Linked DNA regions of Mus musculus: regions 1, 2 and 4 are each linked to region 3. The links are chromatin loops, found by intact Hi-C in ENCODE. Cell type or tissue: heart. All regions are shown on one strand.

The links. A loop is a pair of places that touch in the nucleus more often than their neighbours do. Peaks named below come from ENCODE experiments on the same cell type or tissue, not always from the same donor. Only the 100,000 strongest peaks of a DNase experiment are listed, where the experiment ranks them.
Region 1: a loop joins it to region 3, with 3 times the contacts of the local background. A loop is called at or near these places in 5 of 42 quality-filtered maps.
Region 2: a loop joins it to region 3, with 2.9 times the contacts of the local background. A loop is called at or near these places in 5 of 42 quality-filtered maps.
Region 4: a loop joins it to region 3, with 28 times the contacts of the local background. A loop is called at or near these places in 4 of 42 quality-filtered maps.

Annotation. Positions count from the first base shown.
Region 1 is chr8:128,483,976-128,491,975 of GRCm38, forward strand. Nrp1 (neuropilin 1) reads left to right here. Exons shown (of 17, transcript NM_008737.2): 12 at 3,922-3,981. It overlaps Gm32643 (a long non-coding RNA gene), which reads right to left. Exons shown (of 7, transcript XR_003947627.1): 1 at 4,398-8,000. Among named protein-coding and RNA genes, the nearest start is that of Gm32643, 5.0 kb to the right of the region's middle. In heart, CTCF peaks have their summits at 4,569 (motif pointing left) and 7,939 (motif pointing left); DNase peaks (open chromatin) are centred at 2,286, 4,386, 7,426 and 7,926.
Region 2 is chr8:128,367,916-128,375,915 of GRCm38, forward strand. All of the region lies in intron 2 of Nrp1 (neuropilin 1), which reads left to right. Among named protein-coding and RNA genes, the nearest start is that of Mir1903, 13 kb to the left of the region's middle. In heart, no CTCF peak of the experiment used is centred here; DNase peaks (open chromatin) are centred at 2,826, 4,106 and 5,746; H3K27ac peaks cover 1,595 bases.
Region 3 is chr8:128,432,713-128,440,712 of GRCm38, forward strand. Nrp1 (neuropilin 1) reads left to right here. Exons shown (of 17, transcript NM_008737.2): 6 at 1,497-1,663. Among named protein-coding and RNA genes, the nearest start is that of Gm32643, 56 kb to the right of the region's middle. In heart, no CTCF peak of the experiment used is centred here; DNase peaks (open chromatin) are centred at 3,239 and 4,949.
Region 4 is chr8:128,558,539-128,566,538 of GRCm38, forward strand. No RefSeq gene overlaps it. Among named protein-coding and RNA genes, the nearest start is that of Gm32643, 70 kb to the left of the region's middle. In heart, no CTCF peak of the experiment used is centred here; DNase peaks (open chromatin) are centred at 4,303 and 5,423.

The DNA of each region.
Region 1 (8,000 bases), 51 kb after region 3:
GGGAGAGGGAGAGGGAGAGGGAGAGGGAGAGGGAGAGGGAGAGGGAGAGGGAGAGTTTTCTAGGAAACTGTGATCACATAAAATCATTTTTGAAGAATTCAGTTAACCCAACCTTTCATCTGTTAAACACTCACTCTGTGAGCCTACCTGCCGCAGACAACTTTCGACAAACAAAACCCATGCCTCCTGAACTTACACCTGACTTAATTAACTCTCTATATGTAAAACACACACACACACACACACACACACACACACACATCCTGAGCTCACCTATCCTAAGCACTTCTAAACCCCTAGAGCAATGGTTCCCACCCTGTGAGTCCCCACCCCTTTGACAAAACTCTACTCCAAAAGTATTTACATTCTGACTCATAACAGTTATGAAGTAGCAATGGAAATAATTTTATGGTTGGGGTCACCATAACATGAGGAACTATATTAAAATGTTGCAGCATTAACAGGGGTAAGAACCACTGGTCTAGTCAGCATAGACTCACATTACCCTTTTGGCTAAATGTGACAGACCTTATGGCCAGACCTACCAACTTTGGCCAGACTTTGGGTATCCAATGTAATAAAAGCCAGTAGGAGTTTTCTCACTTGAACCCCAAGAGTAGGGCATGTGGGGAAAAAAATTGATTCTCTCTTGAGCAAGTACTTATCCAATCAGGACATTCAGAGTCTGTTCAAATTCTCCTGGGATGACATGTCTGGATATAGTGGGGAACAAATACTCCAGACAATGCTATTACTCACAAATAATTCTGACATTCAACTGAACTATGCCCCTTGCTAGGAACTGGAGACCTTGTATCTCTATGTTTTCTGGCCAAAGTTAAGTTGCTTAACCCCTGAAGTTGCTCAACTGCAAACCCTTTTGAAAGGCAGTGAGTGGGAGGTGAAATTTCACCTTGAGCCACAAGGACCCAACAGTGGAATTCAGCTTACAGCCTGTAGCAAAAACTGATCATGCGTATCAGATATGAAAGTGACTGTTCACCTTGAATCTCTCTCCTCTCAGACTACTGGGGACTGTATGCTAATGTTTTCTGGCCTCCATCCAATCCTGCCATCAGAAACTCCTGAACTCTCAGTGTGCATAATCCCTCCTTTCCAGTGCCTGCCTACTTTACTGAGGCCATGTGCATATGACCCTCCTTTAGTATTTGCACTCTGGGAGTGGGACATGGTAGTTCAAAGAGTCAGCTCAGAAACCTCAAGCTGTTCCAAGAGCAAAATATTGCAGCTCTGTAATGCATCACAACACATTTAATGTGAATTCTGGTCTGTGGAGCTGTAAGAAAGGACAGGCCTGTGCAGAGATCATCACAGATCTGCATGAAGTGAGGCAGAACACCCTGCAGTCTCTCCATGCCTCTACCCTAAGTAGGACAGGGTTTATACTCTGGAATGAAGATCAATTCATTGGGGTGAGGAAGATGGCTTAACAGACAATGCACTTACTACACAATCATGAGAAGCTGAGCTTGGATACATGTAAAAAGTCAGATGTACCAGTGTGCACCTATAATCCCAATTCAAGAGAGGCAGAGACAGGATCTCCTGTAGCAGTTGGCCAGTTAGTTTAGCCAAATCAGTAAACTCTAGGATTATTAAGAGGCTCTATCTCAGAAATAAAATAGAGAGGTCTGGAAAGGACTCAATGGTTAAGAGTTTGTATAAAATTTGAGTTTGGGTCCCAGCATCCATGTCAGCTGCCCATAACTCCAGTTCTATGGGATCCAATGCCCTCTGGCTTACACACACACACACACACACACACACACACACACACACAGAAAGAGAGAGAGAGAGAGAGAGAGAGAGAGAGAGAGAGAGATGGGAGGAGAGAGAGAGAGAGACACCAGTTCATTTAAAATATACATAATTTAAGGTAATGTGGAGATCAATTGAAAAAGACACTGCAAAAGATGCTGACCCCTGGTTTCCACACCATATCTATCTATCTATCTATCTATCTATCTATCTATCTATCTATCTATCTATCTATCTATCTATCTATCTATGCACAGTAACACAGAAGACCCATTACCTGCACCAGAATCTGTGCAGATACACTAGAGAAGAATGGTTCCCTTAAGCCCCTAAATAAAAAGCAGCACAGCATTGTTTCCCACACCCAGTGAGTCAAAGACTCATCTGAGAAGCTCTGGAAAATAATTTATTTCAAGGCCTTTTCTCCCAGAGATTCTGTTCCCACTGAGGTCCCCGAGGGGATAAGTAGGAAATTAAAATGACTAATCAAGGTTATTCTTGTGGCAAGTTTGAGAACACTGTTTAGGGACCTGGCAGGACTTAGTAGAGCCCTTGCTTCCCAAGAATGAGTTATAGTGCCATGTGTTTATAATCCCAACACTGGGGGTGCAGAGATAGGAGGGTCCCTCGGGCTTGATGGCTAGCCAGCCTAGCCTAACCAGCAAACTCCAGGTCTTAGATACAGACCCCATCTCTAAGGAAATGACTCAAGATAATATTGACATCTGAGATTAACCTGTTGCTTCTGTATATTGTATCACACACATTCATGGACACACTGACACACGTGTATAGATATGAATGTATCCTCATATGCAAGAACCACACACACACAGAGTGAGAGAACACTACTTAGAACAGCCTAGACTGATGGTGAGTGGGGAAGGCAGAACAACCACGCAGAAGAAAGTTAAAGTCTGTAAAAGACTACAACCCATCCCCTGACAGAGATTCCCAAGGAAGTCCCAGGCTGAATCAAAGCTGAAAGAATTCACATAATTACCGTTCAATCCTCAAGTCCCTTGGGATTGGGACAAAGTGTTTATCCCCTTTGCCTTCAGATACCTTCCACCACTTCTCCAAAACATTCTGAGCAGAATATTTGTTCTTGGAAAAAAATAAACAGCTATGCCATAGGAAAGAATGAAGCAGGAAGAACCATGGCCATCCATTTTAAACCTTCAGTTTTAAAAATACCTCATGGGGACTGACCTCATGACTTCCCTGAAGGCACACTTTTCAAACTCTAGAAACTATTGGATGCTTCAAGGTATAGGTCAAGTTTAATACTTAAGTCAGTGAGAAGGGTAGAGCCCTGGCATTTCACTGTTGAAACAGAATGCTGCATTTAGCCCTAGCATAAAGTCCCCAACTCCTCATGCCTTCTGGATGCTTTATGATAAAACATGCTAGGATATAAGGCATACTTGAAAATCACTATGAGAGTTTTCACTACCATAACCAGTAAAGAAGAGAGGTGCAGGTAATGCATTTGCTAATTAGCACATTAGTGTGTATGTGTGATATTGTACAACATAGAGAAAATCTTTATTTGTTCATTTAAAAAATTGTAAAGCAAATGTGTAAGGTTTTTTTTTTTTTTAAGTAAAGCTGTTAGAGTTGGGACTATGGATCAGTTGATAAGGGGCTTCCTGTCAAGCCTAAGGACCTGAAGTCAGCCCCTAGAATACACACACACACACACACACACACACACACACACACACACACACACAAAGCTGAGTATAGTACAAGCTTGTAGGTAGATAATGGGTCCCTGGGACTCACTAGCCAGCCAATCTAGCCTACTTGTGTAACCCTGTTTCAAAGGAGCCAAGTGATATTTCTGACATGACACCGCAGATTATCTTCTAACATCCACATGCACATGCTCCTGCACACTTAATGCAAATCTTCACACACATGTAAACATACACAAAACATAGCATGCATAAAATTAAAACAATCTTATGGTAATGTTGTTTGAATTAGATAGACTAAGATTCAGTCAAATGTGATTGGTCCTGGAAGGAACTAAAGTAAGAGTTTTCTGTGAGAAATGTCTAGAGATGTGAGCTTGAAACATTGTTGCACACTGCCTCTGTTTTCTTATTTTGGTATGCCGCTGCTCTTATTTTTCAGGAGGCACCACTGTCCTGGCCACAGAGAAGCCAACCATTATAGACAGCACCATCCAATCAGGTATCAAAATCTAATGTGTCTATATTCCATGTACCCCTTCCAATCCCACTTACCAAAATAGCATCACTGAGCTTCCTGGCTTCAGTTGCTCTAAAGGCCTAGGAGAACAGCAAAGCTGTAAAAGCCACATGCTTTTGGTACCCAGTAAGCCCCAATGAACAGGGTTCCCTTCCTCATCAGTCATTGCTGAATGACATGTCCCAGCTACCCCCCTCCCCCCAGGGAATTGAGAGACATACTTTGTTTAATTACAGCACAGCTCTGATGTGGCCTGTGTTTGCAAACTAGAAGAAGGAAAGAAATCTCACAAGCCACAGCCTAACTATTTATTTTCATCACCATTCTGCAAAATCAAGAAGCGCAAAGTTTGTCTGTTGTGCCTGCCACAGAGTTGGCAGTTTTACAACAGCACTTACCACAAGACTGGCTCAGGAAACCAAGGTTTACACTGTGCCCGGGCTGAGAAACACCCTGGGAGCATCCCCCTTATCCTTTAGCTCAGAGGAAAACCCAAGGACTCTGTCCGCCCAACCGTGCGTGCGGGTTATCAAAGGCTGCCCTCTTTTGTTTTCTGTTAGTATTCTGTGACATTCTTCCCCACAGACTCACATGAAGGGAAGCAGTTGTATAAGCAACCAGAGGTTTTTTTTTTTTTTTTAAATACTTTAGAGTTAATCATTAGAGGAAGGTGAGAGGGTCAGCTTCCCAGATTCTTCCATTTCCTTTATTGAAGTTCACTCAGCCTTGGCCTCTGCAGTCATTTATTAATGGACCGTGTGGTGTGTATCGGTGTTTCCTCCACACTGACTGCCTCACAGAGGACTAGAAAGGACTTCCCTAATTAGCATGCTTCCTTAAAGGCCACTGTTACCATTGACCTAATTAAACTGTAAGACAAACTTCTTTGGAACTTTCCCCCAGTTTTCAGGAGTTCAGCTGACAAAACGCTTGCTCCCGCATCCCAAACCCCTCAGACGTTAGGCAAAGGAAATCCCCCAAATGCTGTGTTCCTGCTCATACCTGTTGTAATTTGACTTTAGTCACAGTGTCTGTCTGCAGATATTTTACTCTTCCCTGTCTGTTACCAGGAGGACGGCCCTGGTCTGCAAATGGGGCTTCTCTGTGGGGGTGAAGCTGTAGGACTATGACTCTCAATATACTGTCTTTGGCCCTCTATCAGAAGAGGATGAAGGGAGTATATGAAGTTGTGATGACGCCATGTACATTTTAGTTGCTCATCTAGTTTCTTTTCTTGCCAGAAGTGATTAGAAGCACCCTGAAGTAGTCTCTCTACTGCTTCGTTAGTCTCTCATCTCCTCTATTAAACGAGCATGGCTATCTTCAAAAAGCATGAAAGTGAGAGTCATGGTGACCACACCAGGAGAGGTTTTGATAACACATTTGCTTTCAACAGGACCTCTTGGTCATGCTTGTGAAGGTCTTATAAACAAGGGGCTGTCAGCCCAATCTTAGCATTCACCAAAGTCAGAGGGCAGGTGTACAGCGCATGAATCCATAAGATTTGTTACTACCACCATCTAGACAAAGACTGGTTCTAACAGCCTGGCTGATCATAGAGATAGACAATGTCTATATGGTTTCCTGTTTATTCCATTGTCTGAGTTATAAATCTGGTCTTCAGCTCCTCACTGGAGGGTCATGAACTGTTGACCTTTAAAAGCTATCTGTTCACTGCAACCTTCTGGTTAGGTCACTGCATGGGCCTCACAGAGATGGAATGTGCTTCCAGACAGAGGTCTAGCTCAAGGTGAGGCTGACCACACCTAAAACTTGATGCATTACAGGCCTCTCACACTTCACAGATGGCCTCAGACAGACCCTATGTCTTCATCAAAATTCTGTTTACCTGAGCAGTTACAAACTAAGCAAAATCTTAAGATTCTGTTTTAAGAACTGAGTGGGTATCTCAGTAAGTGTATGCAAGCACTTACCCCTGCTGTGCAAGCATGAATTCCTGAGTTCCATCATCAGAATCCACACAAAAGCAGAGTATATGGAGCATGCTCAGAGATAGAGACAGGCAGATCGCCATGGCTCACTGACTAGCAGGCTTGGCCTACATGGCAAGTTCCAGGCCCCAGTGAGAGCCAATCACAAAACACAAGATGGATGGTGCCTGAAGAATAACATTTGAAATTGACCTCTGACTTACACATAGATATACACACATACATGAACATGTGCATACACACACACACACATAGAGGAGAGAAATTTATCTTGAGGATTCTGATCAATACAAGAAACTCAGCAGGAATACAATATCCATATACTGCCTAGGTTGCTGTCATTAGAGGCATAAAAGGGTATTCATGCTTGGACAGACCCCTCTGTTTAATGCAGTTCTCTTTACAAAGGACTTTGACCCTCTGAGGGTCTTTCCACATCCTCACAGCAGCTCACAGTATGTTGGTGACTTATGATTGTGTGGGCTTCCATATCCCTCTTGCTTGGACTTTAGGACCAGCTGATAACCAAGCAGTGATCATACTAGATAGGAACCTCGACTTGAAAATTAAATCCTTGCTCACATCCTGTGCTTAATGACCCAACTGCAGGCAAGATCCTTTCAGCAGCACAGCTGGCATTTGCTCACAGAGGCCATAAATTTGTTTTAAGTTCAGAATATTGTTTCCTGCTATTTTTAAGAAGGGATTTAGTCCAATTATTACTATTGAATTTAATGAGAACTGTGCACAACTCCAGGGCCTGAGTAATAATTTAAAAGCTTAGCCATCAGGGTCCCTGCATCTTCATATCTTTCCTCTACTCAACTTTCTTCTCTTCTTTCTCTGTCTTTTTCTTCTTCTTTCCTGATCCTTATGCAGCTTTTTGGCTTTTTGTTTTTTGTTTGTTTTTGGTTTTATTTGTTTGTTTTTCCCTCTACAAATGTCTGTTGATACTTTGGATGATTGGTCACCTTCATATCCAAGGTGAATTGTCAGCACTGAATTCTACAATCCAGATCCCAGCCCCACTGAAATGCATTGATTTGTTTTTTTTTTAATTTTTTGGCCATTTCTAAAATGCTAAGTTCATATGCTTTACAATGTCATCAGAATGTTAGCCAACATAATGCACAGTGTGGTTTTCTGGGCCAGAGAGCAAATTTTATGTGTAAGCAAAGTAGATGGAACCACTTATGAAGCTTTTCTGCCCTTTTGCATATCGTACAAAGCAGACTGAAGAGAAAAAAATAAAAGTCAAAAACCTCACACTTTCACATCAACATTTCCTACCATGAGGTTACACAACAGTACATTCCGGGACAAGGATGTTGACTATGCCATCTGTGAAAGTCAGTTTTGCTGCCCAAGGGCAGTAACTTCAGGAGAGATTTTTGAGCCTCATGAAGTTCCACTTCATGCTTCAATATCTTACACATGAAAACTCCCTCTCCTTTGACACTCAAGCTGTCCTTTTGCACTAGCTGACTCTGTACAAATGCTCACATCATGTGACCAACTTCTCTTTTGGAACCAACTCTTCCCACCCTTTGAGAGGTCACATTACCTCCTGATTATAAGGACTTATATCCTACTTCCTTGTGATTATTCATAGAGCGAGTTCCTTCCAAAATCTGACAGTAGCACTTGAAAAAAAAATCCTTGGAAACCAAAACATGCATAGTAAATCATTCTTATCAATTTAATAAATCTTTCTATTAAAACCCCTCACACCATTGTTCAGTGGGGGGAGGGGCACTGGAAAGCCCTTGAAGAGCAACTGAAAGGACTTGAAGAACTTCATATCAAACACTTGGGCAAGTTAAAGAAATGCTAAAAAAAAAAAAAAAAAAAAAAGACGTGGTCTCTGTCTGACCCTAAGGCAGCCCATAATAGCATGCTTTCCTTTATTGTATGCAAGTCTTTTCAAGACTCCACTTCAGTTGGACAGACACCCATGATGTGGCTCTATCCAACTCAATACTGCCATCTCGTGGACTACTAATTTCAGGCTTGATCTGCCTGGGGACTGGACAAAGATCTCATCTTTGT
Region 2 (8,000 bases), 65 kb before region 3:
TGGGGAGCAATAAAAATTTCACAGACATTGGGTTAAAAACATTAAGAAAATGAATGTAAGGCTGCAGAAGGAAAAAAACCTACAAAGGTGGAGCTGGAGAAAGAGGCGCAATGGAGTCTTTATGGATGAGGCCCTGTTCCACTTTGGTTTCTTAAATCATGAGGATTCTTTTCTCTCTCTCAACTTCTACTGCATCTTCTCACCATCACCAATGATGGGCATGTTTCTGAATTCTATGCAGCTAAAGAAACCTTTCATTCCTATAACTCCATAGAAATCACAATGATTAACTAGAGATCATAGTCAAATCTGGGGGAGGAAGGATTGATAAACTAAGTCACATTGTGTTTCCTTATTGCTATTTTTAAATTTTCCTGTTTATAAGCTAGGAGACACTACTGATCCAATTTACTTTTGAAGAATACAAGCTCATTTATTAAAACTTAATTTGCCCCTTGTTTTTAAAATCTGATTATCCCTGCAAATTAAATTTCATAATTTTTTAGTTATGTAATTTTACATATTTAAATGACATAATTTTACAAAGTCATTTATTGGCTGTCCCATTTTTGTTTCCCTGATTAATATTTCCTAATTTCATTCCTGTTGCCCAGCATGAATTTTTGCATCAAGTTTGACTTTTTACTGTTATATTAAAAGCTATATTTCCTGAGGAATTGTTTCTGGATATGAGTTTGTATGTATATGTTGTATTTATGTTGGTATGTGTGTGTGTGTTTGTGAAAGGGAGAGTATATCCAAGACAAGCCCTTCCATCTAGTCTTTAACTTTTTAGCATCACTCAGACTAAAACAATAGCTTTTATTTTACACAGATACATACACACAGACATGGGCACACACACATAGTCATGCCCACACAGAGACTTGCACTGGAATAGATACGGGCATGCACACAATTATTGACACAGACACAGACGTGCATACACACATAGACATGCAGCACTCAGACATGGGCACACATACACACAGGCATCATGCACACACGCAGACATGGCCTTGCAGAGACATTGACATTCACACTTACACAAAGACACACTCTTTCCCTTCTGATAAGGAGTCCTGTCCTGCTGAAAACTCAGCTTATTTTTCCCAGTGGCTAATGTAGAAATATCTTATCTTTACTTAATATGTTAACAGGTACCTTATAACAAACACAAAGTCTCCCATCTGGATCTACTTTCTATGCAAAGGGAATTCAGAAAATTCTTCCCGTGTTTGTCTTGAGGCTGGGAGAGGTATGTCCATGCTGAAAACAAAACAAAACAAACCATGATTGTTGGGTGACTTCCTCAGCAACTCTCCACCTTATGGTTTAGAGGTAGGCTCTCTTTCAAGTTGAACCTGTAACTCACCAGTTTGACAAGAGTAGCTGTCCAGTGAATTCCAGGGACCCTCCTATCTCATCTTCCCCGCACTGGGTTTGTGGGCTCAGTTTTTCACATGACTGGTGGGTATTAAACTCTGTTCTTCTGTTTGCACAGTAAGCACTATACCAGCTGAGTGGTCTCCCCAGTTCCTCTTCCCTTGTTTTAATGGATCATCTTATAACTTCTGGTTTTTATCTTGTGTGACTGTTCAGTGCTTTATGGGCAATATGAAGGGGGCACTGTCAAGTTCTGTTAAAGTGAACGGCTCTTGAGAAAGTAAGAGTGAGGCATCTTGGGCAATGTTGGCCAGTACCTGCAGCACCTCTAGTACCACTCAGGCAAGTAACCTTCTACTTTCTTTTGAGTCTTTCCCCTATTAGCACTGATTTAATTTAAACAGGGTGTTTAATAAAAGGGTTTTCTTCATTTCCTTTAGTATAAGTTCTCACACTTGATAGTGATGTTTTGAATGTGTCAAGGTAGGTTTGGCTAGATATTTGTGTGATCTAAAAGAAACAGCCAGGGGTAGAAAGATGGCTCAGTGGATGAAGTGCTCCCTCACAAGCTTGATGGCCCAAATCCAGTTGCTAGATTCTAGGTAAAAACACCAACCATGGATGCATACCCTTGTAATCCTTGCAGTGGCGAGGCAGATTCTTGGAGCCCACTGTCCAGTCAATTTAGCCAAAAAAAAAAAAAAAAAAAAAAAAAAAAAAAAAAAATGGAGGCATGTCTCAGAGGAAAAGGTAGAGAGAGACAGATAAAGATATCAGATAACCTCTTCTGGCTTCTGTTTGGATTCATGGGCACACACCTGTATAGCCACCCAAAACACACACACAATCAGTTGAATGAATGAATGAATGAATGAATGAATGTAGAGAACAATTGGAAAGACTCGAAGTTAAAGCTCTGGCCTTTGTATATATGTGCACATGTGTACACACACATCCAAATCCAAATTCCATCAGAAGCTAAAGGAGTAGTCTACTTGAAATTGTGTCACACTGAATCAACAAGTCTGTGGTGCTCCCAACTAGAATTATTTTGGGAATACAGGAGCCTGAGAAAGGACCAGGGCAGACATGTGCCTTCAGCTTCATGTGTGTTTTCAGTTCTGTCCTTCCCATCGTAACTTTTGGTAGATACACATATGTTGACATGCCTCAGCAACAGCACACATAGGACATGTGCCCAAGGAGAGTAAATGATAAACTTTACTAATTGCACATGCCTGTTCATCAACACTGATAATTGGTGGGGGCGGTGGGGAGGGTTAGTGTTCGGATCAGGTTCCAAATGCCTTTTAATTGGGTGTTTGTCAGGAGTCCTGAACGTGACAGGCAGTGACTTAGCTGTTCTAGCTCCTCACAGGAATGGGCATCCAGCTAGTCTGTGTTCAGATGGCCTGTGTCTAGGATCTAGGTCAGTTAATGCTGTCATCTGGCTGAAATGATGCAGACAATTCACAGAGAGACCAGGAAGCAGTGTGTCTGCTCACAGTGACTACATTCTTCAAACAAACGGAGGCAAACAAATCACCAATCATCTCTTGGCTCCTGTCAACTCAACTGCTTAAAAACATTCATGTCCACTAAAGAAATATTGGCCTTATAACATGCTTCTTTCCATCCAAACTCAGTATGTATTTACTGAATTTCATTAGCTCAGAGTGGCTTTTATCCTCCTCTCCTTTAAATTCATATGTGTATTCATGTGCATGTGGGATCCACTTGTTTCTGCCCATTCCATTCAGCCATATCAGACTTTTTCACGTGGAGGTTGAGGATCCAAATTCGGGTCATCAAGCTTGTATTGTATGCACTTTCCCCTCTGAGCCAACTCCCTAGCTCTCTCCTTTACATCACCATAGACTGCTTGTAAAGAGCAACTTGGCAGCTTCTGACTTGTCAGCTTCGCCCTGAGTATGTATGCTTGGGCATGTGATCTCACTTCTTTGTCTCACGTGTTTTAAACACCAGCGATATGAAGTCAGAGAAGTGCAAATTAAATGCCCAAGTACTCACCTGTTATACCAAGAACCTGACTGTTGCTGTTTTAGCAGGAGGTACATTTGGGCCATGCCCTTTGTGCGAAAGACTTCTGAACTGTTGCCAGCCATTTTCTTCCCTGAACCATCTCCTGCAAATGCTTAAATATAAACCCAGTAATTCAAAGATGGAGCTTTTCGAATAATTAAAGCATTTGTGAATCCTGCAGAGGGCTGATTGGTGATTTCCTACTCTGCCCAAAGTTGCTGTCAGCTAGGAATGAAAGTCATGGTAGGGGTGTCTAAATTCTGGTGCCTTTGGTTGGTGGTTTCTGAACACAAAGCACATGTTACTCTAAGGTTTGCCCAAATCTGGTAGCCAGGCCAGGCATGGCATGAGTTTATACTGTTGGTAGTTAAATGGATGTTCCAGGTACCAGCTGCATATTTAGTCCCAGACCCCAAGTAAAATGGCCACATTTCCTTGTAAACACTATACAATTACTTAATCTCAGGCAGATGTCATAAAAGTTCCTCATAGTTCCCCATTCACCATGTTTTATACTTTTATTTTCCACTGTGGCCCTGGAAGAGGTTAGGGGAGAATGGTTGCCAAGGCATTTGCTTTCTATGACAGAGGAGTTTTCTGAGAAAAAACAGACCCCGAAAAGTATTTTGTCGTTATCTGGAATAGATACTTTGAACAAGCAGCCAAATCAGGACAGAGGTGTTTCCTATGGCTTTGGTGACAGGCGAGCCTGTCATGGGAGAGCTTCCAGTTCCCTCCTAATGTCTCATTCTACAAGATCTTAAGTTTCTGAAGACCAGGCAGAGATGGTCAAAGCTATGATTCTTATGCAACATTGCAAGATCTCCTCTGACTCTCTCATAAACAGATATTGTGAACAGAGCAGGTGCTTTAAGGGTCTAGCTACCACAGACACATGATGCAAACCAGAATTTAGGGAAAAAAATCAACCTAAAACGTTCAAAAATATAAAGTTTCTCATTTTAAATGGAGCAAGGAACATACTTGATACAAAGATAAGATGGCCATACAGAGCCCCACTATATGGAGTGTGCTCACATCGTCTCAATAAGGGATGGCGATGTTTGTTCTTAGATGAGTTGAGAAAGTAGACATTAATTTCCTAAATATGGTTATAGAAAAAGATAGAATGATAGTTAGAGTGAGTAAAATTTTTAGTTTCTAGAGATGATCGATCATACTTTGGAAAACATGGTAGACCACAAAAATGACAAATTCCAACTAACCGAACAGTCTGGGCACTCTCTCTGCCTCACTATTGCTTTGCCCTCCTGGTCTGACACTCCTTTATTGAGGTGTCCCTTTCTACTATTTGGTTAGTGTTAGTATTCCCTCGGGTGGCTTTCTCCTAATTTCAAGGTCTTTGTCTATGTTTCTAGGCTGTGCTGAGCAATACACTGTGTATGTTGGTTCAGTCTCAAGGCATATTTTCTGTTTCCCTCCTTTGCTTTCTCGCCTCATGTCTGATGTATGTGCAGGTTCATTACTGAGAGCTGGGGATTCCTGATTGCCAGGGGACCGTGTTGGCAGTTCCCTGGGAGGAAAGGCTCTGGTGAGAATTGAGGCCAAGGGTTATAATTGCTCCTCAGCCATTCATTCCCATCTGCGAGACAGGAGACAGTTCATATGGGCTGGGTCCCAATTATATGTGAATGGTGTGATTATAGCCAAGTTAGCAATGCCGCTTTGACAGTATCAGCTGGTGTATATGGGGAGATGAAACAATGGACCGGGTTACTTACTGTATAAGGTCATAGGCACAGCTTCCTTCATCTTTAAATTTTGTGTTGCATGTATTTACGTGCATGTGCACGTGGACACATGCCTGTCATGATATGAGTGTGAAGGCCAGAAGACAGCCTGTGAGTGTCAGTTTTCTCTTACCCTTGTGTGGGTTCTAAGGATTAAATTCAGGTCGTCAAGTTTTCCAGCAAGCAACTTTAGCTGCTGAGCAATCTTGCCAGTCCTCCAATCATTTGATTATCATATATTGGTTATAGACAATAATGGGTCTTTGTTCCGTACATTATCTTCCCAGATAGTCCCCTTCTGACTTCTAACTTTCATGCCTTTTCTCATGCGTGCAAGTTCAGTGAACCTCACTGAGGCCTCTTTTCTTCTGGAAGTGTGCAGTCTTCCTTCCTCCGATATCTCAGGAACACAATGCTGATGGATACAAGACAAATGTTAAATAAAGCCTAGGTATGACTCGGGCAGGAAGTGCATCCGCAGGTTTTGTTCCTTAAAATAAGTTCAGACTGTAAACAATAACATCCGTATCCTTGGGAGGAGACACAAATATTTCCAAAGTCGTGCATACCTGCAGTGAGACAGCCCCAAGAACTTTTCTCTGTGGTCTTGAAAAAGTGATTGGGCTCTGATCAGTCTCTAAACATCAGATAGGTGGAGTTTGCTAGCATGCCTCCTGGAAGATGGTATCTCAGTATCACACACTTGATAATAAAAACTTGTGTGTTTCTTGTCCTGTGTATTCCTGAGGGCTTGGAAATATGCCCAGCCCATTCAGAGTGTGAGCCAGCCAGTGCTTTAATCCCAAGGCAGGAGCCATTTTGTAGGACAGACAAGCCATTTCAACCATTGTGACCAATAGTGGTCTCATGGATTTTTATACCATACATTCACAGGGAAGGGCTACTTTGAAAATTAATATTTAAAACAGGCAACTCACATATTCATCCCTTCTGTTAAAACTCACTTATGTCCTTTACATTGCCATCTCCTTCCTCCATTTCTAGCTTCATCAGATTCCTCAGCGGTGAAGGGAGAATCTTGGAAGAACATGTTCTCTGGGAGGCCCTGGAATGATAATAGATGGGGTGACCATTTCCAGTCCTTGTTCCCAGATCATCATTATGACCAGCTGTTGAGGACATGAATTATATCTGAAATGCCTGGGAAGGACTTCATTTCATTTCTTTTGAAATGACACAGGTGTGGCCAGGAGCCCAGCTGAAGGGATTGGCTTTCCTTTTTTTGTGGGAACCCCTGAGTCAAAGGGATTCTGTAGGATTTTCTCATCATTGAAAAGAAGAATTCTATCTTGGGTGCTGTCACCCTTTAAATATGTATTCTGTCCTGCTCCAAGAACTCCTGCCTCAGTCTCTCCAAAGCTATGCTTTCCTCTCAGTGCCTGGAACTGTGTGTGTGCCAGCTGCAAGTCAGGGCTTCATTCTGGTCTCTCCTGACTCAAATGCTACCCTCCATAACTTTCCAGACTATTGGTCATTACATGGTCCTAATTTATTTTATGTGTGTCTGTGAAAGAGTTGTTCAAATGTGTGTGCCATGGTATGTGTAGTTAAAAGTCAACCTCCAAGGTCATTCTTCCAGGGTCATCATTTTGACTTTGGAGGCAGGGTCCCTTATTGAACATGGAGCAAACTGACTAGGCTGGGTTGGTTGGCCAGGGAGCCCAGGGACCCACCTCCTTCCACTTCCCGGGCACTAGAATTATGTCCAACTTCTCACATGAATGGTGCGATCCAACTCAGGTCTTCATGCTTTCGAGGCAAGCGCTGTACTGACTGAGCCATCTTCTCATTTGATGGGCCTGATTTCTTTGTTCAACATCCATAACATCATCTCTTCCTCTCATCTATCTCACAGCGTCCACTTTTCTGTGTTGTAGCACCAGCTTGGCTGGGGCTTCTCCAGCTGCTCTGGATCCTCTTTGAAGGACCTCTTTGATCTCAGCCACCTGGCCTAGTTAACTCCAGATCTTTCTAGTTTGTTGGAATCTACATTTGCCCCATTTTCTGGATGATGCCTGCCTAGAAGACTTCACTTCCATAAAGAAAGAATCACACTTATACTGCCCAAGCCATTTTCTGTTTTTGTTGTCCCTTCATCCCTGTTTCCCCAAATTTGAATCTCTGGGCCATTCTATGATCTCTGCTTGTTCCCCAAGTCTTGCCAGTTGAAATGTCTCAGAGTCATGCATCTTCAATCTCTCTCAACCTTTTTCTGTCACAATCACATTCTACTCCTTCCTCCTACCTCAGCACTCCCCAAAGCACTTTCCCCATTCTTACTCTGTTTAGAAACGTCAGAGTTCTCTTTTGCCCCCTTGCCTGCCCGTGCCTTTCAGTCATCCTTGTGTATTGTTGGATCACGTCTGGGCTCACATCCAACCCACCTTTGCATAAATTTAACACAAATAATTGAGGGTCCCTGCTCCATCTGGCAGCTGTATGTGCTGAATGTGAGCATCTCTGCTAGAGAAGGTGGCCTTGTTTGTGGCCCCAGCAAAAAAGGCCTAAATGCACTCTCTCTCACACGAACCAGCAAATGGAACCCCTGTGTCCTGGGTAGAGAAATAACAGGAGCAGAATCTAAGTGAGCCGTGGAGTATTTCCTAAGGTGGAGAGGAAGGCATTCACCTCATCCTGGTTCACATTGCGCCCTTTCTTTTAAGATCTCTCTCTCGTGTGTGTGTGTGTGTGTGTGTGTGTGTGTGTGTGTGTGTTACCCTTTCTTGCCCACCTTCCGTTCCCTCTGATCCCCTTCTTCTTCCCAAATAGTCCATCTTCTACTCTCTTTCATGTCACTGT
Region 3 (8,000 bases):
CCCCATTAGCCTCCTCTCCTTCTCCTCATAGAAATAGAAGCTCCCCCCTTAGGTACTAGTCCTCCCTTGGACACCAAGTCACACCATGACTAAGGGCATCCTCTCCCATTGAGGTCCAACCAGGCAGTCCAGCTAGTGGAAGGGAAGCCAAAGGCAGGCAGTCAAAGATAGCCTCCCTGCCTAATTGTTAGGGTACCCACATGAAGACTAAGCTGCACATTTGCTTCAAATGTGTAGGGTGCCTAGGTCCAGCACCTGTATACTCTTTGGTTGGTGGTTCATGCTCTGTGAGCCCCCATGGTCCCAAGTTTGTTGACTCTGTAGGTCCTCTTGTGGTATCCCTGACCCCTCAGGCTTCCTCAATCATATCCCCAACTCTTCCACAAGACTCCCAGAGCTCTGCCTGATGTTTGACCATGGTTCTTTGCATCTGTTTCCATCTGCTGCTGGATAGAAGCCTCTCAGGAGACAGCTCTGCTAGGTTCCTGTTTGAAAGCATAGCAGAGTATCATTTATAGAGTCAGGGGTTGGCTGTCTCCCATGGGTTGGGTCGAAAGTTGAGCCAGTCATTGGTTGGCCATTCCCTCAACCTCTGCTCCATCTTTATCCCTATGTATCTTGTAGGCACGACACATTTTGGGTTGAAGGTTCTGTGGGTGAGTTGATGTCCCCCTCCCTCTACTGGAAGTCCTACCTGGCTACAGGAAGTAGCTATGTCAGTCTCCATATCCTCTGCTACTAGGAATCTCAGCTAGGATCACCCCCATAGACTCCTGGTCCTTCTGCCTCCACCCCTAGTGTGCAGCGATTACAGGTGGTGTGCCCTACCTCATCAGACTACAAAATGCTGGCATGAGACCTATGTGGGGAGACCATGCTGCATAAGCACTCTGTCAACCATACCACATCCCTCCACTTCAAATAGCATTTTTGTCAACCTTAGCCCACATGGGAAAGTTAATAATAACTGTGCTGACATTCATAATCTTGTTTTGAAATATCCCCATTCAGGAAAACATAATTACAAATACCATGTTCTAGCAATCCCACGTTGCATATTTTGTCAGACTTAGTAATGAACTCTGCAAGTGCTCTCTCTCTTTCCCCCCACCCTGTGTGTGTGTGTGTGTGTGTGTGTGTGTGTGTGTGTGTGTGTGTGTGAGAGAGAGAGAGAGAGAGAGAGAGAGAGAGAGAGAGCCTGGGGTGTACATAAAGCTGTGTGTCTTTCTCAAACACTTTCCACTTTATGTTTTGAGACATAATCTCTCAGTGAATCTAGACTAGAGCTTATGTGCTAGCTAGACTAGTTAGCAAGCCCCAGGGATCTAGCTCCCAGTGCTGAGATCACAGATCCAGTTGCCTTTTACTTGGGTGCTAAGAGGATCAAATGCAGATCTTAATACTTCCTTAACCATCTCCCCAGGCCATGAGTGAAATCTATAGTTTCCCACATTAAATTTAACATTTGTCTTTAGCCTTTCGTATTTTGTCTGCAGATTTTAAGTGTATGGAGGCTCTGGGCATGGAATCTGGAGAGATCCATTCTGATCAGATCACTGCATCTTCACAGTATGGTACCAACTGGTCTGTAGAGCGCTCCCGCCTGAACTACCCTGAAAATGGGTGGACTCCAGGAGAAGACTCCTACAAGGAGTGGATCCAGGTAGGTGGCACAAGGCTGGGCACAGTTGAGACATATGAGGCACCTGAAAAGGCTGTCAAATAGAAATGGGTGCTATGTCAAACACCCACATGTGAGGAGGGGAAAGAGCCCTGAACAGAATTCAGCCGATGCAAAATGATTACACTCACATACAGAGGTGACTCAGGTGACCCCCAGAAAACATTCTTTTCTTCTCAAGTCCTGTTTACTGCTCTTTCCAGAGTTTGAATAGATACCCTACTTCCCCTACCAACTACACATTCATGTCCTAGGTTGACACCTTTCTATTCCACTGATGAAATGCAGAAATTCTGTCTATAGTGTGTGTTTGAGATCTTTGTGTACAAGTATAGGGGTTTTTGTTTGTTTGTTTGTCTGTTTGATTGGAGTAGAACATGCAGAATACACATGATTCTGTATAGCTTATTGAGGGCACCTGATAACTTGTATTTATGGACAAGTATAGAATCCACATATGTGCATCTTCATTAATGATTCTGTAGCTACTGCTTTTACTAGGCTCCTAGATCCTTCATTACTGCAGCCACACATAGCCATTGGTCCTCATCCTCCAGGTCTTCTACTCTCACCATTTCCCAGGAGCCATCCCTGGTACCACTTTGAATACTCACCCTTGTGCAACCTTGACTTCTGGATGTCTCCACCTGCATGGTTTATTTGTCTTCTCATTGCAACAAAATATCCTACAAAAGTGGCTTAAGGGAGAAAGGGTTTATTTTTGCTCATGGCTTCATGAGCAAAAGTACATCATGGAAGAGAAGATGTGGCAGCTGAGCAAGAGGCAATTAGTCACATTGTATCAGGAAACAGAGAAATATAAATGCTGGTACTCAGCTCACTTTCTCTTTTTTATGCAGTTCAGGACCTCACACCATGGGGTCCACTTTTAGGGTGTGTCTTCTCACCTCAACCTAATCTATAAAATCCCTCAAAGACATGTCCAAAGTTTTGTTTCCTTTGTGATTCTAAATCCTATCACACTGGCAATCATGAGTAACCATCACACCACTACCCAAGGCCCTGTGCTTGGTTTCATGGAGTCTTATGTGAAAATTTTGCTTATATGCCAATCAATTGGTGGAAGAGTAGGCAGAGCCTGTCTTTCATTTATTGCCTGATATATAAAAGTGACTAACTCCCAGGGAGAAGAGTCTCCATGCAAGAAGAAAGTGAGATGGTTTATCCTCTCTTCATGTCTGTTGAAGTTTCAGTCATTTGAGCACAAATATAGTATTCTGTTTTACTTTGCAAAGATCAATATTAGTTTAACATACACTTAAGTGAAAGAGCCCATTACAGGAAAGTGAACTCATGCTAACCTCTGAATGATAACACTGAGCCATGTGGAGAGGGTGGGAAAAGATGAGGTCTCACTCGGGATGGCTGAAGCCTGTGCTAGATGAAGCCAGAGGTGAAGTTAATTTGCTCACGGTAGCTTGTCTTTCCATGTCTCCAAATCCAAAGCAGCTCCCTTTGAGTGACAGACACAGCTCTGAAGGAAGCTTGCATTTTTGCAGTGCTAAGCATGTCTGCATGGTAATGCACTTCTATTCTGGGTAACATAGACATTACTCAATAACAGAGACCCTGTGGTCCTGCAGGGGTTCTGAAACTGCCATAGTCGCACTTCTTCTGCGTGAAACAGTTCTTCATTGGCAGAAATACAGAGACAAAATGGGCATTCCCAAAGCACTTATCAATGGGATGGGATCTTAAGAATGCTCTCCAAACCTTTCTCTTGTGGGATAGTGGAGCCAGGAGAAACATGGAAATAACACTCCCCAGGATTGTTTCTATTTATATTCTTCCACCACTGGACTGCCTGAGTGCAGGGGGTCAGACCTTTACATACCGGGCTGAACAAGGGGTGGCTGTTATCTGAAAGGCAGAAGAGGAAGGACAATTACTGAAGCTGTTGAAGTTCCTGTAAAAGCAGTTCATGTCTCAGTGCTATAGCTTTGCCACACAGCCACGTTTAGCCTACCTCTCCATAGGGAAAGGGACATACTATATTCAGTGAATGTACTAATAAGAGTGGCATCTGTCATAATCTCCTTCCCATTGTTGCTTGCCTCTGAAGTGACCTGGCCACTTAACAGCTTTTGGACACTATTCTTTTTGAGGTAGACTCTCACATAGATCAAGATGCCCTTCAACTCCCTACATACTTGAGAATGCCCTTGAATTTCTGAACCGCTTGCTGCCCCATCCCGAGTGCTGGAATTACAGATATGGATCAAAACACCTGGCTTTATGTGGTGCTGGAGATGGAAACTCAAGGCTTCCACCCTTTCAATTAGCTTCATCCCCAATTCCAACACAGCACAGATTTGATCCAATCCCATAATCCTGGAAAGAACTGAAACTCCTTCATTCTAAAAGCAGAGACACTGAGGCTGAGGAAAATCAGCAAGTAGTCAAGGTGGGACCCTGAACTTGGGAGCAAAGCATGCAGAGCTTCCAGAGTGACCTGCTTCTTAACGTCACCAAGTGTGGTGACTTTGTCATTCATTCTGTTTCACATACCCGGTCACTCTCATGAGCACCAGACTCTGTCCTCCTCTCCTCTCTCAGTGAAGATGCTCCTGTTGGCTATGTGTAGAGACTTTGCCCCTCAGTGGCTATGAAAGGTGACCATCATGAAAGCTGAGCTTCTCCCTCACATTGAGGTAAAATGGTCTTCCTTTTCCCTTGGCCCTCACAGCTCATTTACACACTTATGTCTGTGTTCACAGCAGGAGCAGTTATCATCCACCCCTCACCTAATTATGAATAATTTCATGTGCTTCCAGCTTTTCTGAAGCTTCTTGGAAGTGTTTGGCTGGTTGTTTTCATCAGATAGATGTTTTATAAATTAACCAACAAGTACAGTGTAATTCAGCAGATGAAGGGCCGAGGCAGGCGCTGCTAATCACGCAGCATAGCACGTACAGCAGTACACACGTACACTTCTATTTTTATGCACATGATTATGCAGATGACATTTGTCTTGATTTTCAGCTTTATCCCATTTTGCATGAAATATGCCCCCACAAAACACGTTGCTGTAGCAACAACTAGAACAAATACTTGCATGTGTTAAGTTAATAAAGCAACATTGGAAACTGGCTTTCCTTAAAGACAGGAACAGCCTTCGGTTCCCATTGTTTTCTCTAGGAAATTACCAAGTAACATTTAAAAAAAAAAACAACAATGCATCGTTAGCCATGGATATGAACGTCCACACTGGCACTTCCTGTGAGATCTGTTGTCTGCAGGAAGCTTCAAAACAAGAGAAGGAGCCGCCTGGTAAGACGGAACATGTAGGGAAGTCCCGACTGGAAGGTTCTCCAATGGCCACACCCTGCTCAAGGCCACTTCACAAAAAAAAAACTCTTGTCAGTGAACACAGTTGAGCACACTATAACACTGTTCCCCCAGAATACTCCATTCTATGGTCTGTATTCTAAGGTACTTATTAACCATAATCTTTCTTTTTCACTGTATCCGTGGTACAAATAAAATCCTTATTTTTGTATACATCATTAAAGTCTAACCTTAGACTTATGGAAATGAAGTCCTTTCCTTACAAAACAGTGATGTGTCATTTAGTCACTGAAGCACCTCCAGCCATAGCACTAAGAATCTCAGAGAAACACAAGCTGTGTTTTTCTTTTCTTCCACAAAAGTACATATCATGTTGCATTTGTTCAAGAAACATGGTCTCATAGATACTAACTATAGCCATTCACACACAAAGCAGAATTTAATTTGTTAATTATTCCAATGTTTTATTAATGATGGTGTTCCCCACACTGTAAACAGATTTATCCTTCCAGCTTTAATTAAAGCTCTTGGGAGCATTTTCCTCAAAACAACTGTGACTTTCCCTGATTAAAATGCCAGGAGATTAAAAAAAAAAAAAAAAAAAAAAGCAAAGCTACAGCAAGAGACACAAGACTGGGTGGGAAATGAACTCTGCTGATCCCAGATAAATAAAAATGGCAGCAGGGAATAATCGATTATGACCACTGCCACCCCCAACCCCCAGTGATTTCAGAAAAAGAATTATTTGATAAGCCAGCTTATTCTGAAACTTCATTCTTCTCTAAATAGGAAAGCATTGTCTTTTGTAGGAAAAGAAATTTTGTAACACCCTATTTATGGCTCCAAAGGAGCAGAAAGCAGTTGGCTTCATAGCCACATTCTGTTTGTTTCGTAAGTTAGCCCTAGTGTGGATTATTCACACCTGAACAAACCTCTAGGAAAACAGTAGTCAGTTATAACTTGCTGGCATTGGAATCTGAGGGAACCTGAAGCATGGGACAAGGACTGGGCAGATAGCTGTGCAAGCATGAGGCCTTGAGTTGCCCCCTGATCCTATGTTAAAAAGCCTTCTATAATGGAAGTTGTCTGCAATCTCAGCACTGGTGAGGAGGAAATAGGAGGACCCCTGGGGCTTGCTGCTATCCCTGTCTAGCCCATTTGGAGAACTCCAGGAAAGTGAGAAATTCTGTCTCAAAAAAACAAGGTAGACAGACTCATGCTTCATCTCTGACTTCTGCACACACACCATATACACACAAGCATTGAATTGTCTTTTAAGAGAAGACAAAACCAGTTGGACTTCTTTCAAGGACCAAACGAAATAAATGTTTCATCCTTCAATCAACATTAATATACATTTTAATCATCTTTTAGGTAGGAAAAGGTGCTTGCTTATCCAGTTCCAAGAGATGGATTGGAAGTCCTTGCTTTGCAACCTTGAGAGTATTCTTCAAATTGAAAGTTAGAAAGTGACGTGATTTATCATAAAGATGTAGACAGCTATTTATGTTAACAAATTTTAGACAGTGTTTTCTTTCCCTTTGTGCTTTCTGGACCGATCCTTTGTTCTCAGTGCTAAGTATGGAACAGGTACCTCATTTGAAATCATTTTCAAGTTTCTAGAAATTGCCAGCATCTTTTGGGTTTACAATCTGTAATGCTTTCTTCATGATCTCTTCCATCTGCCAAATTGACTAATCCAGAATGTGTATACAGCAGGGTTATTCTGACTGTAAACACTCTGTGTTTATACACCAAACACTCTAGGGGGTGCATTAACTCATTCAGATCATTAGCAAATTGCTGAAATTACAATAAAATGATACTTTATAAATCTGTAACTAGAGAACTGACAGAAATAGCTCACTAGGTTTCCCAAATGTGGAATGGTGCCTGTAAAATATAGTCTTAGCCAAATTAGGAGAGTACAGGTGTTCAGTTCAGTGTGCATTCGTGTGTGTGTGTGTGTGTGTGTGTGTGTGTGTGTGTGTGTGTTACAACTAATATTAGTACTCTAAATGTTTGCCTGGAAGGTATATAAATTTTACTTTAAAATATTCCTCCAGGTCAATCTTGGCAAGTCCTTTTACTCTGAACCTACAGACTTCTATTTACCAAATAGACCAGTTTTTTGCACAGGTCTGATACTTAGGCTGTGTTCACATCAAAACCCAGGAGTTCATTGTTGCAGAAGCTCCTGTCTCCTGAGCCACATTTCCTAAAATTGTCTTCCAGACTTTAGTCTTTAAGATTGCAGGTCATTTGAAGGTCATAAATAGAGATACATTAAATTCAGAGTTTCAGGGTTTTATTATTGTGGGTAAGCAGAAATTCATGTAACATAATTGTTTCAATATTTTAGCTGACTATTTTGTCCTGTAGAAGTTACCAAGATGGTTTAAATAATTTTGGTTAAGTTGACCACTTAATTCTGTTTTAGAAATCAGACAAATGATTTTGCTAATGGGTATTTCATGTCAGCGCTCCCTGGAGAGCATGAATAATGTTTGCAAATAATGTTGAAAGGCCCACTGTTGTTCATTTAGAACTGTGCTGAAAGGGTATGTGCAGTTTTGCCTTCTCATTACTGTAATGACAGTGTCTTTTTTTGAACCTACATTCACAGTTACATCCTAGAAGATATTGTTTCTCCTTCCTAGGACACCTCAACTCAAAGTGTAGGACCAAAAGTTGGTGTTAACATCATTTCTTTTGTTTGCCCAGGCCCAAAGACCCAGAGATTTGCAAGACCATGCATCAAATGAGAATGTTAACACCCATGTTACTACCCAGCTCTTAATAAGCTATGTAGAGTGTGTATCCATCTGATATCTTGAAGAACAATAGAGCTTTGAGTCCCAGCTGGCCTCTGCTTAGTCACCGGTTGGAAGGTGATATATAGTAACTAGAGTCATCACTGCAGAAGCTACAATTTTGACACAGGACTGGACAGTATGTGAACAAGTTTCTTAGTGTGGGCAGGACTCAAACTGTATAGGATAGGTTGGTT
Region 4 (8,000 bases), 130 kb after region 3:
ACTCGTTCAACAAAGCTATAAAGAATATTTTCTTTGTAACTAAAACACACAATGATGACCACAGGAAAAAGTCCTTTCCCATGTATACCTTTAAACTCTCTTGGCTCCCCATGCTGAACTAAGTGTCTGAATCATTTCAACAAACTCAACTTCATAAGTTATGAAAAGTGTCTGTTCCAAGCCTCCACTGAGCATTAATAAGCCATGTTCCCCATAATGTTTCTAGGAAGAACCTTTAAAAAGCTGTCTGCTGTGAGTGAAAAAGGGAAGGCCTTACTTCTCCAGGCCTTGTGTCTAGGAAGTGTCCACTTCATACATGGTCACAAAAGGTTACTGGGAAGTAAGACCCTAGAATGGAAGATGAGTGGCACAAGGAAAATGGGAGGGGAAGGGGGGAGAAAGAGAGAGAAGAGGAAGGGAGAGAAAGAGAGAAAAAGGAAGAGGAGGAGACGGCAGGGAGTGAAGGAAGGAGGGAGAAAGAAGGGAGAGAGGGAAGGGGGAAGAAAGATTAATATGGAATAACAGCATCTTAGATAAAAGTTGAGGGATTTGATTGTCACTTCTGAAAAGAGTCCTGACAAAGGGGAGACTGACCCCCATGCAACCATCTTATAGATATACATCTATAGTGTGTGCACTTATAGATGATCTGGGTGGGGAGGATGTGGCATTTTGTTAGAACACAAGGACAGAACACAATGCACCATACAGCACATTAAGCAATCCCCTGGCAGACAGATACCTAAGGTCTATGAAAGCCAGCCACCAGACTGCGATGTAGCACAACAAGTTATTACACAGCCTAAGACTTCCAAACTGGTACTTTGGCTAGATAGTCTTGGACATAAGAAGAATTGTGTTGGTCATTCTATTAGTTATTAGAGACAGAGAGAGAACTCATTGACACAGATGGCTGGGTCTGTGGCTATGAAGATTGGGCAAGGCAGTATTACAGAGCTTCTGGTGAGCATATTGCCACACAGTACCTGACTCATATTTTTCCTCCATAATCATTAGAAAAGAATGAATTTTTGAAAGGGGGCAACACAATGGTCTTAGTAAGCCAGGGCTCTGCTGCCTACCATCTGTGACCACCCAGGCTTGCTGATAGAATATGCTTCATTCCTAAGCAGAGCCATAACTGCTTTACACATGAAACTACTGGCTACAGTCTGCAGCCCACAGCATGAGAATGGAATATCTTTGTTGGCATGTGGGGGGAGATGGTTAAATTAGAAGTATATTACAATTCTTATATGGGTCAATGAAACCTTCCTTTAAATAGTCCATAAAAATGGATTTTTCAGAAAAAACATACACAGTACTTCAACATACAATCTATAAGAGGTACATGCAAGGGTGTATGCATGTGTGATGGTCAGCCTCAGTTGTCTTTTTCAGGAGTCTTCTACCTTGTTCTTTGAGACAGGTTCTCTCACTGAGACCTGGAATCTCCAAGCAGGCTAAGCTCACTAGCAGTGACTACCGGGATTTTTCTGACTCCACCACACTTAGTTTGTTGCTGTTGTTTTGTTTTTAAATATCATTTCAGGGGTCAAACTCAGGTATTTTACCAACCAATCTATCTTCCTGCCTCTGAATGTTTTTAATATAAGATTAAAGATTAAAGCTTCAAGATACAGCTGAGTGGTAGAGCCTTCACCCAGTGTTTGCAAATAAGGTCCTAGATTCCATCCCTAGACTGCAAACAAAATGAAACCATGGATTCCCAGACAGGGATCAGAAGCCTGGACTGTGTTGCTGAGTTATGCTGGCTGTGGGGCTTTAAGAATGCCAGGGGAGCACTCATCCAGGTAAGCAACAGCCACAGCCCGAGCTCTTCAATCTCTTTCATTTTCATGCATTTGTGCATTGCAATGATAAGCCTCACACTGCATGCAACCTCCAACCTCATGTATAGAAACTAATTAGAATAAAAACTGAGTTTTCTATTCCAGGATGCGCTGTTCTGAAAGCTAATATTTACTTTTTAAAACAACAGGTGCCCCTAACAGCCTGTTGTGCCTTGGAGTCAAGTGTCTAAGGAACGGGGAAACTGCCATCTGAGAGCTGCTGACCACACTGGGTCTTTATGTCATGATCCTTCTTCATTTCTTTTCCTTCTGAATTTTCAAGCTGCTTATCAGGGTAAGTCAGCAGTGTGGGGCCCCTTCCTTCTCTCTGCAGAAGGATTTCACATGGCAAGCTGGAATTTCCTTTATTTAATATGCTTGAAAAATCTACAATGCTCTCACTGATTTCTTCCTAAAGTAGGGGTATCCAGTCCCACAGTCATCACTGACAAGATGCTCAGTGTAGGCTCTACACAGCACCATAGTAATTTATATTTCTCGGGGGAGGAGTAAACGCTGACAATTTCTGTCATGCAGAACCTGAACAGCCAGCAGAGCTCAGAACACCCAATGTGTTCAGGAAACGGTGTAAAGGACCCAGCCATGGCCAGAATAGCTAAGCACATGTCAGACAATTACTGAGGTGAGATGATAATCATGAATTAGAAAAGACAATAAAAAAGGGCTGGAAAGAATGGCTAAGTTGATAAAGTACCTGCAATCAAAGCATAAAGACCTGTGTTTTATCCCCAGAACCCAAGCAAAAGCAATCACAGTCCTACACATTTGTAACCCCAACCCTGGTAGCCAGAGAGGGCAGGATGATAGGGGGACTCCTGGACCTCAATGACAAGCCATTCTGGCTAGCCAAATTGATGAACTCCAGGTCCAATTGAGACCTTGCCTCAAAAATGAGGGTAGAGAACGGCTGAGGAAGATACCCAGTGCCAACTTCTGAACTCCATATACAAGTATGCATTCACATTCACAACACATGCACACACATACACACACACCACAGAGAGAGATGGGGAGATTAAGGGAGGGAGGGAGGGAGGGAGGGAGGGAGGGAGGGAGGGAGGGAGGGAGGAAGAGAAGAGAAGAGAAGAGAAGAGAAGAGAAGAGAAGAGAAGAGAAGAGAAGAGAAGAGAAGAGAAGAGAAAATAGAAGAGAAGAGAAAAGAGAAGAGAAGAGAAAAGAGAAGAGAAGAGAAGAGAAGAGAAGAGAAGAGAAGAAGAGAAAATAGAAGAGAAGAGAGAAGAGAAGAGAAGAGAAGAGAAGAGAAGAGAAGAGAAGAGAAGAGAAGAGAAGAGAAGAGAAGAGAAGGAGCAAGGGATGTTCTACTGAAATAGGCTATCCACTTTCTTTCCTCCTATCCAATTATTCATCACTCCAGGTATGGGACCTGCTGTTTATGAAACGTTAATATTTCATGGTAACTAATTACAGCTGTTTTGTTAACATTACCTCCATAAGGCATGGTGCCAGTAGTAATTTTTAATTTTATGCAAATTGTGACACAACTGTTTTGTGTGTGCAGGAGCAGTGGGAGTAGGGTGCACAAGGAGGTCAACTTCAGGTGCCATTCCTCAAGAGCCATCTTTTCTCAGGAGCCATCTACATTGTTTTTTTGAGACAGGGATTCTCACTGAGATCTATAAGACTTACCAATTAGGCTAATTGGTAGCACCAATTATGTGTGACCAATAAACTTCATTGATCCTCCTGCTACCATCTCCCCAGTGCTGGGATTACTTACACAGGCATCACCACATCCAGCTTGTATATAGGTGATGATAGGAACAAAGCTCCATTGCTCATGGTAAGTCTTCAGGCATTCTGCCACTGAGCTAACTCCCAGCCCACATTACCATCTTTTACCTTTAGAAATCAAACCATAACATGGAGTAGAAAATAGATGTTCCAGACTCTGCTTTTATTGAATTTCCCAGAAATGCATGAAACTAAGAAATATTTCCTAGGATTATTTTGTGGAACAAGTTCAAAAGTGTCCCATGGCTGAGTTGACTGAGCTACTTCTGGGTCTGAGCTGGGAGTCTAAAAGCTGCAGCCCAGGCAGCCCAGGCTATCTGAGCCCTGCCCGCACAGGGGAGAGCAGGGAGGATAACACTGCAGCTGGTAGCCAAGACCACCATAGGCTCAGTCTCGAAATGATGAGCTCAAGAAAGAACATGTCTGTTTTGATTTGAAAAAAGGAGGGGTCTTTGACATTCAAGGAGCTGAGGAAATGGAGTTAACCCTCCTGAGGACATGTCAAGGGGAAGCAAGCACAACTGCAGCCCCTCTGGGGCCCTGCACTGGGCACCAGGAGCCATTCCTGACAGAGAGACTATTAAACACTGGAATGAGATGCTCTGGAGGCTGAGGCGACCTCTACTCTTGGCAGGTTTGGAGATTATTAAGTAGATTCCCATCTGCTGGAATGAAAGTCACGGGGTGAATGCTGGATGGCTTTCACAGACCTGGTTCATTGAAGGTCTTCACACCCCTGTGGTTAGAGGAAAGGGAGCGGTAAGTGGCTCTCCACCCACTCCCTTAGACATTTCCTTCCCTGTCAGAACAATAATGTTTTTCTTATCTTTTCTGAGAGTATATGTATCCTGAAGAAATTGCTACTTTTTGTTTGTTTTTTCATAAAAAGTGCCAACTGTATCTGGTGGTTTTCTTTTCTTTTTTCTTTTTTTCTTTTTTAAAAAGAAGTCTCTGCAAGGCAGTTGGAAGGTTTGGACAAAGCCATTGTGCAATAGCCAGCCCAGAGTTTACACAGCCAGGTCTACACAGTTCTTGAAGAGAAATTAAAAAAAAAAGCTAAGGCAGGGGTGGATCTCAGTGTTCTCTGTCAGCAACTTTGGGGATTCTGTCAAATTCTGAGCTCAAGTAAGACTGCTCCTAGCATTCAGTCAGGGTGCTTCAAAGAAAACCCACAGGTTTCTCATAAGTCTCTGGCCTAGAAATGTACAGAGTGGAATACCATGAAAACAGTTTCACAAAACAGGTGACTTCATGCATGCTGTAGGAGAGAGCATAGGACTTCTGTACTTGACAAGGTCATCTTGGGAGGAGGACCAAAAAAAAAAAAAAAAAAAAAAAAGCAAATGAATTCCTCTGTTGATTTATCTTCCCATAAAGAGTAGCCATTTGCACTTTCTGAGCATCAGATTCTTCATCTATGAAATGAGCATTCACGTCTTTTCCTTATTTATAAGGTCACTGTGAAAGCTAGCTGAGAACATGTTTGCAGGGCATGTGATACAGAATATACATCTGGTGTTAATGGTGTCCTTTACCCTGTGGGTAAGGGGACATCTGAATCTCAAACTTAAATGAAAACCCCTGGGAAACAACTGGCAAAAAGATTCCCAAAACTTAAAGGACAGATCGTGCCCATTAAAGCCATCAGCCGTCACTTTCCATCTGTCTTCCTGTAGCTCCCTCTCTCCTGGGCATTCTGTGCATTCCCAGATGCAGAAGTTGCTGTGAGACTCATTAAAGTCATTCAATTGTTCTTTCTTCCCTTCCAGAAGAATTAAGGGTGTCAAGGCCCAGATGCTGCCCTAGCACTTTCCCACAACAGAGACTCCCCCGTTGAAAGAAATGACCTTCTGACCCTGTCCAACTAGAAGGTTGTGGATTTCTTGAGTCAGGGTCACCTAGGGTGAGTTATATTCATAGTTGTTCCTTCCTCAGAGCTGTTCTGGGAATTTGGGAATTACAAGTCATGTCACACACACACACACACACACACACACACACACACACACACACACACACACACACGGTGTACACACCCCGCCTGATCCATACAGAAGCATCTACATCTGCATTCCACATCCACACTTCCTGAGTGCTTTGTTTCCAATTCTAATTTATCTTATACCAATGGGTTAGTCTAGAACTTCAGCCTCCTGCTTACAGTACTTCCCAATGGTCTAGGGAGCTGGCTCAGTTGATAGAGTGTTTGCTTCACAAGCATAGGGACCTGATTTCCATCCACAGCATCCACGTTAAAAAGAAACAATAGTAACAAAAAGACAAGGTGGTGTTCCTGTAATCCCAATGGGGCTGGGGCTAGATTTCAATGGAACTCACTGGCCAGCATCCTTGTTTAATTGTTGAGCTCAATGACTCTTAAGAAGTGACACTCAAGATTGACCTATGGCTTCCACATACATATGCACACACATGTGTACCTGTGTGAAGATATTCTCTATTGACTGACCTGCTCACTCTTCACTAACTGTTTCAGGAAGAATCCTGATATGAATATAGCTGGAACTTAGTCCTCCTAACATGCTATGAAACAAGTACCTTCAGCCCAAATCAGGAAAACAGAGAACTTGGAGGTCTCACTACTACTGACTAGCCAAACCAGGAACAAATTCAGGCTGAGCTCCAGCTATTCATAGGAGACAGCCTGTGAGCGTTTGGGAGGAGCCAAATAAAATGTACATTGTTTTTAGTTTTTTTACATTGCTGTGACAACATATCTGATAAAAACAATTTGAGGGAGGAGTTTAGTTTGTCTCACAGTTCAAAAGGGCACAGTCCATAATGGAGCTAAAGCATGGCAGCAGGATCCTGAAACAGCTGGTCACACTGTACTGAGGATTGTGGTTTCATTAAAAACATAGAAAAGTTATGTGAATGTTTTTTGTTTGAATCCCAGATGTGGGCTATGGGGATGCTTCAGATTGTCCAGTGCAGCTAAGATAATTTGTTTCATGCTCTGGCAGGGGTATGATTTTGCAATCTGAAGATAGTTTGTGTTTGCAATTCTGAGGACTCTTCAGAGGGTATATAAATGCCAGAGCCCCTGCTGCTGCAGTTTGTCAAGTGGTTGTGAGCAAAGTGACACGAAGAAGAAATTGGATATCCTGATGAAGAAGATCAAATTTGCCCCAATCAGCAGGAAGTAGTCTAATGATATCTATAACCTCCTTCCCCTCTAACCCTCTTTATCAACTACCTAATATTGGGGTGTTGGAAGGGATAATGGTGTTAAGGAAAAAAAAACAATAAAATAGCCAAGAAGTCTAGTTACATCACACTACACCCACAGTCAGGAAGCAGAGACAGAGGAATACTAGCCTTAGCTCTTTTTCCTTCAGTCTAGGACCCCAGCCCATGGGGTATATATTCCCACTAAATTTACTTAAGCTAGAACTTCCTCACAGGCATGTCCCAAAGTTTATCTCATGACAATTCTTAATCCTGCCAAGTTAACAATAAGTTTTAACCTTTTGGCTGTGGCTGCTTCTTATCTGTGGAGTGAATGTAAGGTTTCATTTCCTCTGAGTTGCAGAGCCATTTCATTTGCACAGGGTCCAAAATTTAGGCAAATTCTACATTTCTCAGGAAGGATTTTTTTCTTTTATTCAACATAACTGTTTCCAGAAGTGCAATGGGTGTCCTTAGTGGGGCATGAATGAATCCTACAGGGGCTGAAAACTACTATGGGGAGTCTGCCACCAGAACAGGGATGCTGCTATCATATGGACTTCATCTTACCCAGAGCTACTGCTTCCGGAGTCTCACTCTGAGCAGCCTGGTACGGATAGTCTTTGAAAGATCCCGAGGACTGTGTTAAGCATCAGTTTACTATCCCACCTGGATTCCCAAATACTGAAACAAATACTCCCAAATACTCCCAGACAGCCTCTATCTCTTCCTGCTGGTCAACCTGCTTAGATCTGAAAGCCATCCTGTGAGCAACTCAACTTTCCTGTCTGAAGCTGAGGACTATTTCAGGTGCAAATTGATATCTGATGGCATTCTGATATGTCCATGTGCATTAATGGCTGTGCCCCAGAATCCCCATAAGTATTGAAGGCAAGTGGTTATTCATTGCATTGTGGAATTTTCAGTTTGCAGATGATGCTAGCCTTGCCCTAGTTGCCTTAGAAATCTATTCTCTGATGTCCTGGCACCTCTGAGTATAACGATCCCAGGGTCACACTTAGGTCTGCCCTATGCGCAAAGGGGGAAGGTAAGGTTCTAGAACCCCTCTGCTTTGGTTTTGGCTACTGTGCTAAAAATTGAACCCAGGCCTTTGCACATACCATGCAGGAACTTTTCTGCTGAGCTACAACCCCAGACTAACTCCTTTTGCTTTAAAGGAAATTATAA